Regions from separate parts of the Homo sapiens genome. Here region 1 is linked to region 2. A link is a loop called in an ENCODE intact Hi-C map of the cell type or tissue named here. Cell type or tissue: GM12878. All regions are shown on one strand. Each heading gives the region's core, and the rest is flanking DNA. Links, peaks and the distances in the headings are about the cores only. Region 1 has its middle 170 kb from the start of TRD-GTC1-1. Region 2 has its middle 150 kb from the start of MIR4303.

Region 1 (5,386 bases), core at 104-5,103, 180 kb before region 2:
CTATATGGCCCCAAAGGATCCTTGTCATTGTTCTCAATAAAGGTTATACCTGTTTGGGTCCAAGGACACCCCTCAATACTGGTGTTCCCAAATGTGAATGTGAGCTTAACTTTGTAAGGTTTAGCCTCTCCCGAGCATTGGATGCTCTGAGTCCCACAGGCAGGTTATTGCTGCAGATACCTAGTTCAACAATGGCTTTTACACTTTGCCCACTAGCTCCACTTTCACTTTTGAGTGGCTTAAAACACTCTTGTGCTGCTGTTATCTACTTCGTATACATTGTTTCTTTCTAGCTTGTCAATTCTGTCTAGCATATTCTATGCATTTAACACAATTTCGCCCTAATACCTCAACCTGAATTTTTCAAAGGACATTTTGGAGGTGAGAATCTCTTCAATGTATTTATCTGTATGGACAATTCTTTAAAATCTCCTCTTTATTTTTCAAGGTCTTTTTCTTCCCCTTAGCAAATCACTGATTCCTTAGCTGATATCATTTCTTCACTATATATAAAACCAGCCCACCACCCCCGCCAAAAAAACCATGAAAAGGTGACTAGCAAACAAATGTAATATAAAACTAGTAAATAAACATGCAAAAATATTCAATTTGGCTTGTAATTAGATAAATGCTAGTTTTAAAAATATAGGGAGATACTTTACTTGTCTATTGTATCAATAAAAATTATTTATAATTGATAATATCAAATATTTACAAAATTATGGTGAAATTGGTATTCTTTACTCCAATGAAAATGATCTAAGCTTCTGGAAAACAATATCTCACTATGTAGAAAGTGTCACAGAAATGTTCGTGAGTGTTGATCTAATAGTCCTGCAGCTAGCAATCTTTCACAAGTAACTAATATGAAAGGGAAAACTCATATACACAGACATGTTTCTTTTAGCATTATTTATTTTAAAAAGCCAAAAACTAAATATCTGCTTGTAAGAGAATGTCTAAATAAATGTGATGTCTTTAATTCTGGAATATTATACAGTCATTAAATATATGTAGTTTTATGCTTATGATCAAATATTTAAAGAAAGGAAATTAGTGTGTAGGCGTACCATAATTATAACGATATGCAAAATTAGAATAAAGTTTTAAAGAAATTGATTTAGAAAATATTCATTACAAAGGCTTATCACAAGCATATTTCCATTAGTAGCTGTTAAACTGGGTGTTAAATGAAGTAATTTTGTGAAATATAACTTGTTGTTTTTGTTAATTATGACCCCTCTTTAGGCATTAGTATCACTCCTTGGAATTAGAGCTAAAGAATTGGAGACTATCTGCATAGAAATACGGCCATGGTCTGGAAGACACCAAATCTGAGGGACACTAAATATGTGGCTGTGGCAGATCTTAGACCCCATCCAAGTTCTAAATTTTCACTGTCATCAAAAGTTTGCACGAGTGGAATATTGTTGCATTGAAGGAATGTGATGCTTTTGCTAGACCAAAGCTTCAGAGTCAGGCAGGAGGGGTAAAAGCTCCATGTCCACGCACACTCTTCAGAGCTTAGTGTAGCTTTCATGGAATAATCATGTAGAATTGGCTTAAAGGAGAGAATCCTCTCCCTCAAAGTCTCGTCAGACACACACCATCCCTTTGTGTCTCGAGATCTAGCAGAGCCACCCATTGAGGCTCTTGGCTTTTACACTTCTGGATGATACATTTCTTTCTTTCTTTTTTTTTGAGACTCTTGCTCTGTTGTCCAGGCTGGGTTGCGGTGGTGCGATCTTGGCTCACCGCAACCTTCGTCTCTGGGTTCAAGTGATTCTCCTGCCTCAGCCTCCTGAGTAGCTGGGATTACAGGTGCGTGCCACCACCCCTGGCTAATTTTTTTTTGTATTTTTAGTAGAGATGGGGTTTCACCATGTTGGTCAGGCTGGTCTCGAACTCCTGACCTCATGATCCACCTGCCTCGGCCTCCCAAACTGCCAGGATTACAGGCATGAGCCACCGTGCCCGGCCTGGATGATATTTGCAAATTCCAATTCTCCTAATTCAAAAATTTTTCTGCCATTTTCTCTGACTCTGGAATTTATTTCAAAGTGTTGACCTAAAGGAAGAGGCTGAGGCACAAAATATTAAATACTTTACTTGAGTCAGAATGAGGACAGCCGCCTGGGAAATACTTCCAAGTTGCCTTGGGACATGCTCCATTCGGCTTTTGTTACAAGCAGGGTTTTAAAGGCAAAAGGGAGCAAGGATGGGTAGAGACAAAGTTGTTTGACAGGCATTCCCATTGGTTTACAGAAATAACACTGACTAGTGATTGGCTATACATTGTTGAACTGTAGGGTATGAGTTATGGTGTCCAGTGGATGGCATTGTTGGGTTAATTTATGACTACTTGGTGTCAGTCTGTCTAGAGCCCACATAGCAAGTAGCTTCAGAAGGTGATTACTTAGGGGGAAGTGAGATGTGCCTGAAGTCACATTTCAATTCCTCCCTGGGCCTGATCATTTCAGAGGGGTCTCACATTCCTCAGATAAAGCATTTCTTTTTTTTTTTTTTTTTCTCAAGAGGGAGCATAGAGATACTTGAATGACAATTTGATTGGCACACATTCTGGATACTGTAATTGGCCTAAATCAAATAAAATATACACAAAAAGCACATGGCCAGGGGTGTTTTAAAAATGATTCAAATTGATACCAAACATTTATTTTCCAATTAAGTTTCAATTTGCAAAAGTGTGATAAGGAACCTATCCATTTAAGGGAAAAAATTTTTGAGAATCTTAGTAAAACATATGCATTAAAGAAAAAAATTGAATATGCTAAAGCAATTGAGTTATAGTTGTGAGTTTGAAACATTTTATTTTAATTTTTAAAACTTTCTGAACTATATATTTCTTTCTTTCTTTTTTTTTTTTTTTGACAGTATCACTCTGTCACCCAGGCTGGAGTACAGTGGCACTATCTTAGCTCACTGCAACTTCTACCTCCTGGGTTCAAGGGATTTTCGTACCTCAGCCTCCCAAGTAGCTGGGATTACAGGTACATGCCACCACACCTGGCTAATTTTTCGTATTTCTGTAGAGATGAGGTTTTGCCATGTTGGCCAGGCTGGTCTTGAACTCCTGGCCTCAAGCGGTCTGCCGGCCTCAGCCTCCCAAAGTGCTGGGATTACAGGTGTGAGCCACGACACCTAGCCTGAACTATATATTATTTCTACTGAATAAAAATGAAAATAATTCCAGTTGATCCTTAAGAAAACCAAATACCTCCTAGTGTTTTTAGTTTTTTTAAAAAATCAAGGATTTTTCAAAGTATGAAGATTTTTTATTACTGAGGATAATACAAAATTGGTGCTATACATTTAGAAAACGAAGCTTAAAAGCATTTCTCAAAACTATTTTGGAAGAAGGCAGTATCAAAAGAGTAAATGTATAGGCTTTAATGGGGACAAATTCATGGATTTAACCATATTCTGTGCATTTGTTTCAAAAGCAATTGTATTTTCTATAGGCTCATCTTATGCACTGAATTATCTAATTTTCTTTTAAAAGAAAGAGTGTTTTGGTTAACTACTGTTAGAACAATGCTGCATGAGATCTCACCAGTATACATCAGTAAGCATCTAATTAGCTGATGGATGTGTAGGTTGGGCATCTGTTGGCTCATCTGGGCTGGGCTCAGCCGGGTATCTATGCTTCTAGTTGCAGCAACTGGGGTGGCTCTGCTTCTGTAGGTCTAGGCTAAATCAGCTCCACATATCTCTCATTCTCCCTGGTGTAGCCATCGAGCGGGGCAAGTTCTTCTCATGGTGATACAACAGAGCAAGAAGGCAAACAGAAATATTCAAGTTTAGGCTTTGGACTGTTGGTTCTTTTCTCCTGCCACTGAAGAAAACAAGCCACATTGTAGAGCCCAACATTAAGGGCAGGAAATACATTCTGCTCATGATGAGGTCATGGCAAAGAAGGGGTAAAGAACTGGAACTGATCATTTAATTCACCTCAAGAGGGTGAAAAGATGTCATAAACCTAGAAAATGGTCCAATGGTAAATTAGCTACCCAAATTGCAGAGGGTGATTGTGGTATTGTGATATAATAAGAAATACATGGCCGGGCGCAGTGGCACATGCCTGTAATCCTAGCACTTTGGGAGGCCAAGGCAGGTGGATCATGAGGTTGGGAGATTGAGACCATCCTGGCCAACATGGTGAAACCTTGTCTCTACTAAAAGTACAAAAAATTAGTCGGGCGTGGTGGTGTGTGCCTGTAGTCCCAGCTACTTGGGAGGCTGACACAGGAGAACGGCTTGAACCTGGGAGGCAGAGGTTGCAGTGAGCCGAGATTGTGCCACTGCACTCCAGCCTGGCAACAGAGCTAGACTCCATCTCAAAAAAAAAAAAAAAAAAAAAAGAAATACATATTTATTTGGTCTCTGCTCCTGGTTCCTGGCACACAGCTTCTAAAACCCTTGAAATTTCTGCAGTGATGAGCATCTTTTGTACACTAATGAGATGACTGGTGGCTGGGGTCCTCCAGATAGCTTTGGGATGGGTCAGGTCACCAGAAAGACACAGCATGAGTAGGGGGTTGGAAGTTTCAACCCAGCCCTCTCCACCCCGTGGGAGAAGAAAGGGGCAAGCCTCAATGGCCAATGATATAATCAACCATACCTGTGTAATGAAGCCTCCATAAAACCCAAAGGACAGGGTTCAGGGAGCTTTCGGGTTGCTGAACACTTGGAGGTGTCTGGTGGGGGCTGTGCCCAGGGAGGCATGGAAGCTCCGTGCCCCTTTCCTCATACCTTTTCCTGTGCATCTCTTCCGTCTGGCTGTTCATCTGTATCCATTGTAATATCCTTTATAATACATGGGTAACACAAGTAAAGTGTTTCCTCGAGTTCTGTAAGCCTCTCTAGCAAATTAATTGAACATGAGGAGGGGGATATGGGAACCCAGGTTTTTAGCTGGTCAGTCAGAAGCACAGATCACAACCTGGGGCTTGCCATTGGCATCTGAAGTGGGAGGCAGTCTTGTGGGACTGTGACCTTAGCCTGCAGAGTCTGATGCTATCCCCAGGTAGATAGCAGAAGAATTGAATGAAGTTATAGGATACCCAGTTGGTGTCTGCTGGAGAATTGCTTGGTATGTGGTAAACCCAACACATGCCTGGTCACAGAAGCCTTCTGATATGGTTTGGTTCTGTGTCCCCACCCAAATCTCATCTCCAATTGTAATCCCCATGTGTTGAGGGAGGGAGGTGATTAGATCATGGGGGCGGTTCCCCCATGCTGTTCTTGGGATAGTGAGTAAATTCTCATGAGTTCTGATAGTTTTAAAAGTGAAAGTTTTTTTTCCCTGCACTCTCACACTCCCTTCTCTCACCTTGTGAAGAAGGTGCCTGCTTCCCCTTTGCCT
Region 2 (5,346 bases), core at 347-5,346:
TACAAGCCATGCTGCTTCTATGAGCCTTTCTTTGGATATGTAAGCCTTCAGTGTAGACTTTTAAGGAAGATATTGAGAGTTTCTTGTAGACCAGATTTTTGTGTCCCTGGAGCCTGGAAATAATTAAGAGATTATTGTATGTGGGTGTTGCTGAGAGAGTGAAATGGTTTCAAGGCCTATGGGTTCATAAAAGACTTTCCTTCCCCCTCCTTCCCTCCCTCCCTCCCTCCCTCCCTCCCTCCCTTCCTTCCTTCCTTCCATCCATCCATGTTTCCTGTTCTCTCTTTTGTCTTTCCTTCTCTCCTTTATTCCTGTATACATTCATCCAACGAGAATTTTGAGCACCCATCATTTGATTATTTGAGACATATGCCAGCAGCTCTGAAGTATATGAAAGAAGTATAAGACAGAGACTTGTTCTCAAAGTTTGGATACGAAATAGACATATCTGAAATTGTATAGCAATAGTAGGGTAAACACAGGGTTAGGAATGAGGAAATCAGTATTTAAAACTTAGTGATGCTTTTCACTCACTGATCTTGGGCAAGTCACATGGCTACCCTAAGTTTCAACTTATCCACAATATGAAAGGAGTGAATGAAAAAATCTCTAAGTCCTGTCATTGCTCTAGGATTAATGGGCACGGTTATCTAGAATAATCTAGAGTGGTGGTTTTTGAACATTTTGGTTTCAGGATCCCTTCATACTCTTAGAAATTATTGAGGCCTCCAAAGAGCTTTTGTTTATGGGGGTTGTATCTCTTGACATTTACTGCATAAAATTTAAACCTGAGACATTTAAAAATATTTACTAATCCACAAAATAACAGACTCATTGCTTATAAACACATAATTATTTTCACGAAAAATGACTATAGTTTTTGACCAAGTGCTCACGATTGTCTGTTACTTATCCACGGAACTTTTGCTTGACCAAATTTTAATCAGGCTTCTCTCCTTCCAGTGGGCTCCCAAACTTTGGCTAGCTCCCAAGTTCGAGCAAGGCCTAAAGCACTAAGCTGTGAAACATCCTCCCTTAACAGCTCCTTCTGAGAACTGACTAACCACAAGAGAAACATTACTTGTTGAAGTACCTGATTTTGCCCCCTGTTCACCCACCTGCTTGTCCTCCTCACCCATATAGTCCCTGCCATCTCTGCTTACCCTTCCCTATATAAGAAAAACCTTTTTCTGCTTAATTTTAAGACACTTCCTCATCCTGAGGTCAAAGCATTCTCTTTATTGCAATTGTCTTTTCAAATAAAGTTACTCCTTATCTAAGTCTGGTGTTGTTTCTATTTGGCATTTTCAAAACAAAAATATTGAATGAGAAGAGTGGCATTGTTTTAAATTTTTGCACATCTCCTTCATGTCTGGCTTACTGCAGGCACTGCATTCCATCTGTTGTGATATGTTGCTTTGGTTGAAGTCTGTGGAGGAAATCTAGCTGCACATGGCTATGTATCCAATAGTTGAAAAAGGAGGACCTCAAAGACCTTCTGACAGGGTGTCAGGATGGCCCAAAACCAGACTTTGAAAACTGCTCTTCTAGAGACTGGGAGGAAGCAAAGAGCCAGATGTTGAACTGGATTCTACTGAATAGATTTCTCATGACTTACTGAAGGAAAAATAGAACTTAGCTGAAGTCTCTAGAAAAGAGCCCCACTTAAAAGATGAACTCCAAAAGACAGCTTCTGCAAAAAGCGATATAGAAGACTTTGAGATGGTCTGAAACAGCCCTGAAGGTGTAGCTGAGAAGTTAACCCTTTAAAAACATGAACATTTTGAAACAGATTTATTTTTCCAGCCAATGTGTTGACTGGTTTTTTTTTTTGTTTTTTTTTGTTTTTTTTTTTTACAAAAAGTTCAACCTTCATGATTTTCAGCAATTATGGGGTGTATTATGGAGCATTGCATAGCAAGAGATTGTAATAATGTGAAGTCTTGACACAAGGTTCAAGGATTCAATGATATTCTGTGGTAGCCAGAATAAAAAGATCCCCTGATAACCCCTGTTATCACCCTCCTGTTGAGCGTGACTGGAACCTCAGACACGATGAGAGATCACTCTTATGACTGTCCTGTTGTACGGCATAAAGAACTTTGCAGATGTAATCAAGGTCCCTAATTAGCTGAGTTAATCAAAAGGGCCATTATCGGGTAGATCTGACCTAATGGGCTGAGCCTTTAAAAGAGGGCTGCAGGTGGCTTCTAGGAGATGAAAGTGGACCCCATCTGGAAGTCAATAAAAGAACAGGGGGCTGAGTCATACATCTACAAGGAATTGAATTCTGCCAACAACCACGTGAGTTTGAGAACCCCTAGCTCCAGAAAGGAACTCAGCCCAGCTGACACCTTGATTTCTGCCTTATGAGACTCTGAGTGAAGGACCCAGCTTGAGCCACGCCTGGACTTCTGATCTACAGAAATGCTGGTGCAATAAACAGGTGTTGTTTTAAGCTGTTAATTGTGTGGAAATTTGTTATGCAGCAATAGGAACCTAACATACATTCCGATAAGTATTTTTATGTTTCATGGCCTATCTTAACTGAAGCTTGGAACCTTCCTGGATTTCCCCATAATCATGAATTGCAATGACAATACAAGAAAGGAGGCTAATGATCAAAGCAATTCTGTAGCATTGCCATACAGGGAACCACACACGTTGTCCCTCTTGGGTGGCTTACAGATATTGTTTAAAAAAGTCACTTAGAAGAGGCATTGCTTCAATTTTCCTTTTTAATAATCAAATCTTATTTATTCTCTTTCTTTAAATATTAAACAAGCTTTTAAAAAAAATACCTGGTTACTCAATTCTTTCCCACATTTTTCTCTGATGCAATACTTTTACCACCTTTGTCTGTCATGTTCTCTCTGTTCAGAACTCCTGTTTGCTCTGCTGCTTTTCTTTTTCCTTATTAGTCATCCTCCACAGATTAGTTAAAGTGGCCTTTAAAAAATGAAATCAGTTGATCAGGCCATGCCATTTCCCTGCTGTAAGCCTGTTGTGGTCTGAATGTTTGTGTTCCCCCCAAATTCATATGTTGAAGTCATAAGCCTAAATGTGATCATATTTGGAGATAAGGTCCATATGGAAATAGTTAAGGTTAAATAGAGTTATAAGGGTAGGGCCTTATCTGATAATATCAATGTCCTTATAAGAAGAGATACTGAAGAGTTTGTACTCTCTCTTGATGTATGTGCACCAAGGAAAAGCCCTATGAACACACAGTGAGAAGGCGCTTTCTATGCCTCTCACAAGCCAGGAAGATGGCCCTCACCTGGAACTGAAGGGATGGAACTTTATCCCAAATTTCTCAGCCTCCAGAACTGGGAGAAATAAATATCTGTTGTTTAAGCCACCCAGACCACGGCATTTTGTTATGGAAGCCCAAGCAGAGGAACACAAAGCCTTTCTGTGGCTTCCTGTCACTTTCAGAATGAAATCGGGACTCTTTATCATGGTGCCCTTCCCTGGCCTTATCATCTCCTTTTCCTCGCTGCTTCACTCACACTGGCTTTATGTTAGGTCTTCAAACATGCCACGCTCTTTCTCAGTGTAGCCTTCACTTTTGTTGTGACCTCTTTTAGGACTATTCAATCCTTTAGATCTTAGCTTAAATGTTAGATCCTCAGACAGGCCATCCCTGAAAAACCCTTCTTTAGTAGAATTCCACCTCCTCTCGTGGTTCATCATGTTAAATGATGTATTCCTTTGGTTGATGGCTTCTTGTCTGACTTCTACACTAGATTGTAAACCTCATGATGGCAGGGACATGTCTCTTTTATACACCACTATATCCCCAGTACCTGCCTCACTGCCTGGTGCATAGCAGGTGATCAACACATACTTGTTGAGTGAACAAAGAGCTGACATCTGAGGAGCATTGGTTTTTGCTCTATTGCATGTAGGCCTAAAAAGCCAGAGCTCCACATCCTGTACCCAACTCTTCACTTTGCTTGCTGAGTATCTTGAGGATAAGCTCTGCTATTGACAAGAATTTACACTTTCAGGAAGCTGGTGACAAATGAAATGTATGGTTTTTTTTTTTTTTAGAACACACACTAACTCCAAATAGTTCAGTCAAGTTACCAGTGATGCCTATGGTAGAAAATCAGATAATGTTTACAGCGAGTAGTTTCCTATTCCATGCTGATCTCCTTGAAAATAATTCTGACAATGTGGTCTGAAAAGATAGTATTGAAGAGTTTTTCACTCATCCTGATCTCTCTTCAGTTTCACAAAGCCAGTTCTTAGGGCGTTGGGTAATAATGCTTCTGTCTTTAAAAAAAATTTAATTTTTATGTTTCCTAATTAATACTCTTTAGGATTTTTTTTTTTTTTTTTGACAGACTCTCTCTGTCACCAGGCTGGAGTGCAGTGGCGTGATCTTGGCTCACTGCAACCTCCGACTCCCTGGTTCAAGAGATTCTCCTGCCTCAGCCTCCTGAGTAGCTGGAACTACAGGTGCATGCCACCATGCCTGGCTAATTTTTTTTTTTTTTGTACTTTTAGTAGAGACGGAGTTTCACTATATTGGCCAGGATGGTCTCTATCTCCCAACCTTGTGATCTGCCTGCCTCAGCCTCCCAAAGTGCTGGGATTACAGGTGTGAGCCATTGTGCCCAGCCAATATTCTTTAGGATTTTTAAAACTTCCCCTGAAAATGCATTTCTTTTTGAAAGCATTTTTGTTTTTTAAAAATGTAGACTATAAGTGTAGGGTTTCCTCAGTGTAAGAAAACACAGAGAAAGAAAAATCCCAAATTGTTATAGGGTACAATTTCCAAATTTGGGTGCATGGGGAATAATATTTTAAGTATTTTACTTAAGCTGATTAAAAGCTAAGTCTGAATGCAGGATAGATTGCTTTATCCATGGTGGATAAATGATGAGATGGAATATATTGGAAAATGGATGGAAGGAAGGAAGGAAGGAATATATATAATCCACTATAATGATGAGGTGGAATAACCATTATATATCATGTGTTCTTTCTCTCTTGTAGACTAAAAGAGTTATGTTGGGTGGTTCTTCCTTCTGCACTCTCTTTGCTTTAGGAAAAGATGCACTTTCTCCCCGGAATCACAGTTGAGACCAGCCTCACATAGTCTCCTAATTACTCAATATTCCCTTCAAAAGGCTTCCTTTCTCATTAAAACTTCTCCACTACAAAGAGAAATGTTGCTAGAGCACTCAGCGAGGCCTAGGTAGCTGATTTAGGGCTTAATCTTTAACCACACCATGCCTACTAACATAGATAACAGGAATATTCTCTTGAATACCAGGAGAAATACTGCTGCAGATGCTGCCCCACTCAGCCTTTAAGGCTCAATTCAACTCCCAC

Evidence for each region. Hi-C counts contacts between places; a loop is a spot of excess contacts. Peaks named below come from ENCODE experiments on the same cell type or tissue, not always from the same donor. Only the 100,000 strongest peaks of a DNase experiment are listed, where the experiment ranks them.
Region 1: it touches region 2 in a loop (4-fold over the local background); 2 of 110 quality-filtered maps call a loop at or near these places.

Annotation. Positions count from the first base shown.
Region 1 is chr12:98,329,791-98,335,176 of GRCh38, reverse strand. No RefSeq gene overlaps it. Among named protein-coding and RNA genes, the nearest start is that of TRD-GTC1-1, 170 kb to the left of the region's middle. In GM12878, for the core only: a CTCF peak has its summit at 2,335 (motif pointing right); a DNase peak (open chromatin) is centred at 2,366.
Region 2 is chr12:98,147,026-98,152,371 of GRCh38, reverse strand. No RefSeq gene overlaps it. Among named protein-coding and RNA genes, the nearest start is that of MIR4303, 150 kb to the right of the region's middle. In GM12878, for the core only: no CTCF peak of the experiment used is centred there; a DNase peak (open chromatin) is centred at 2,929.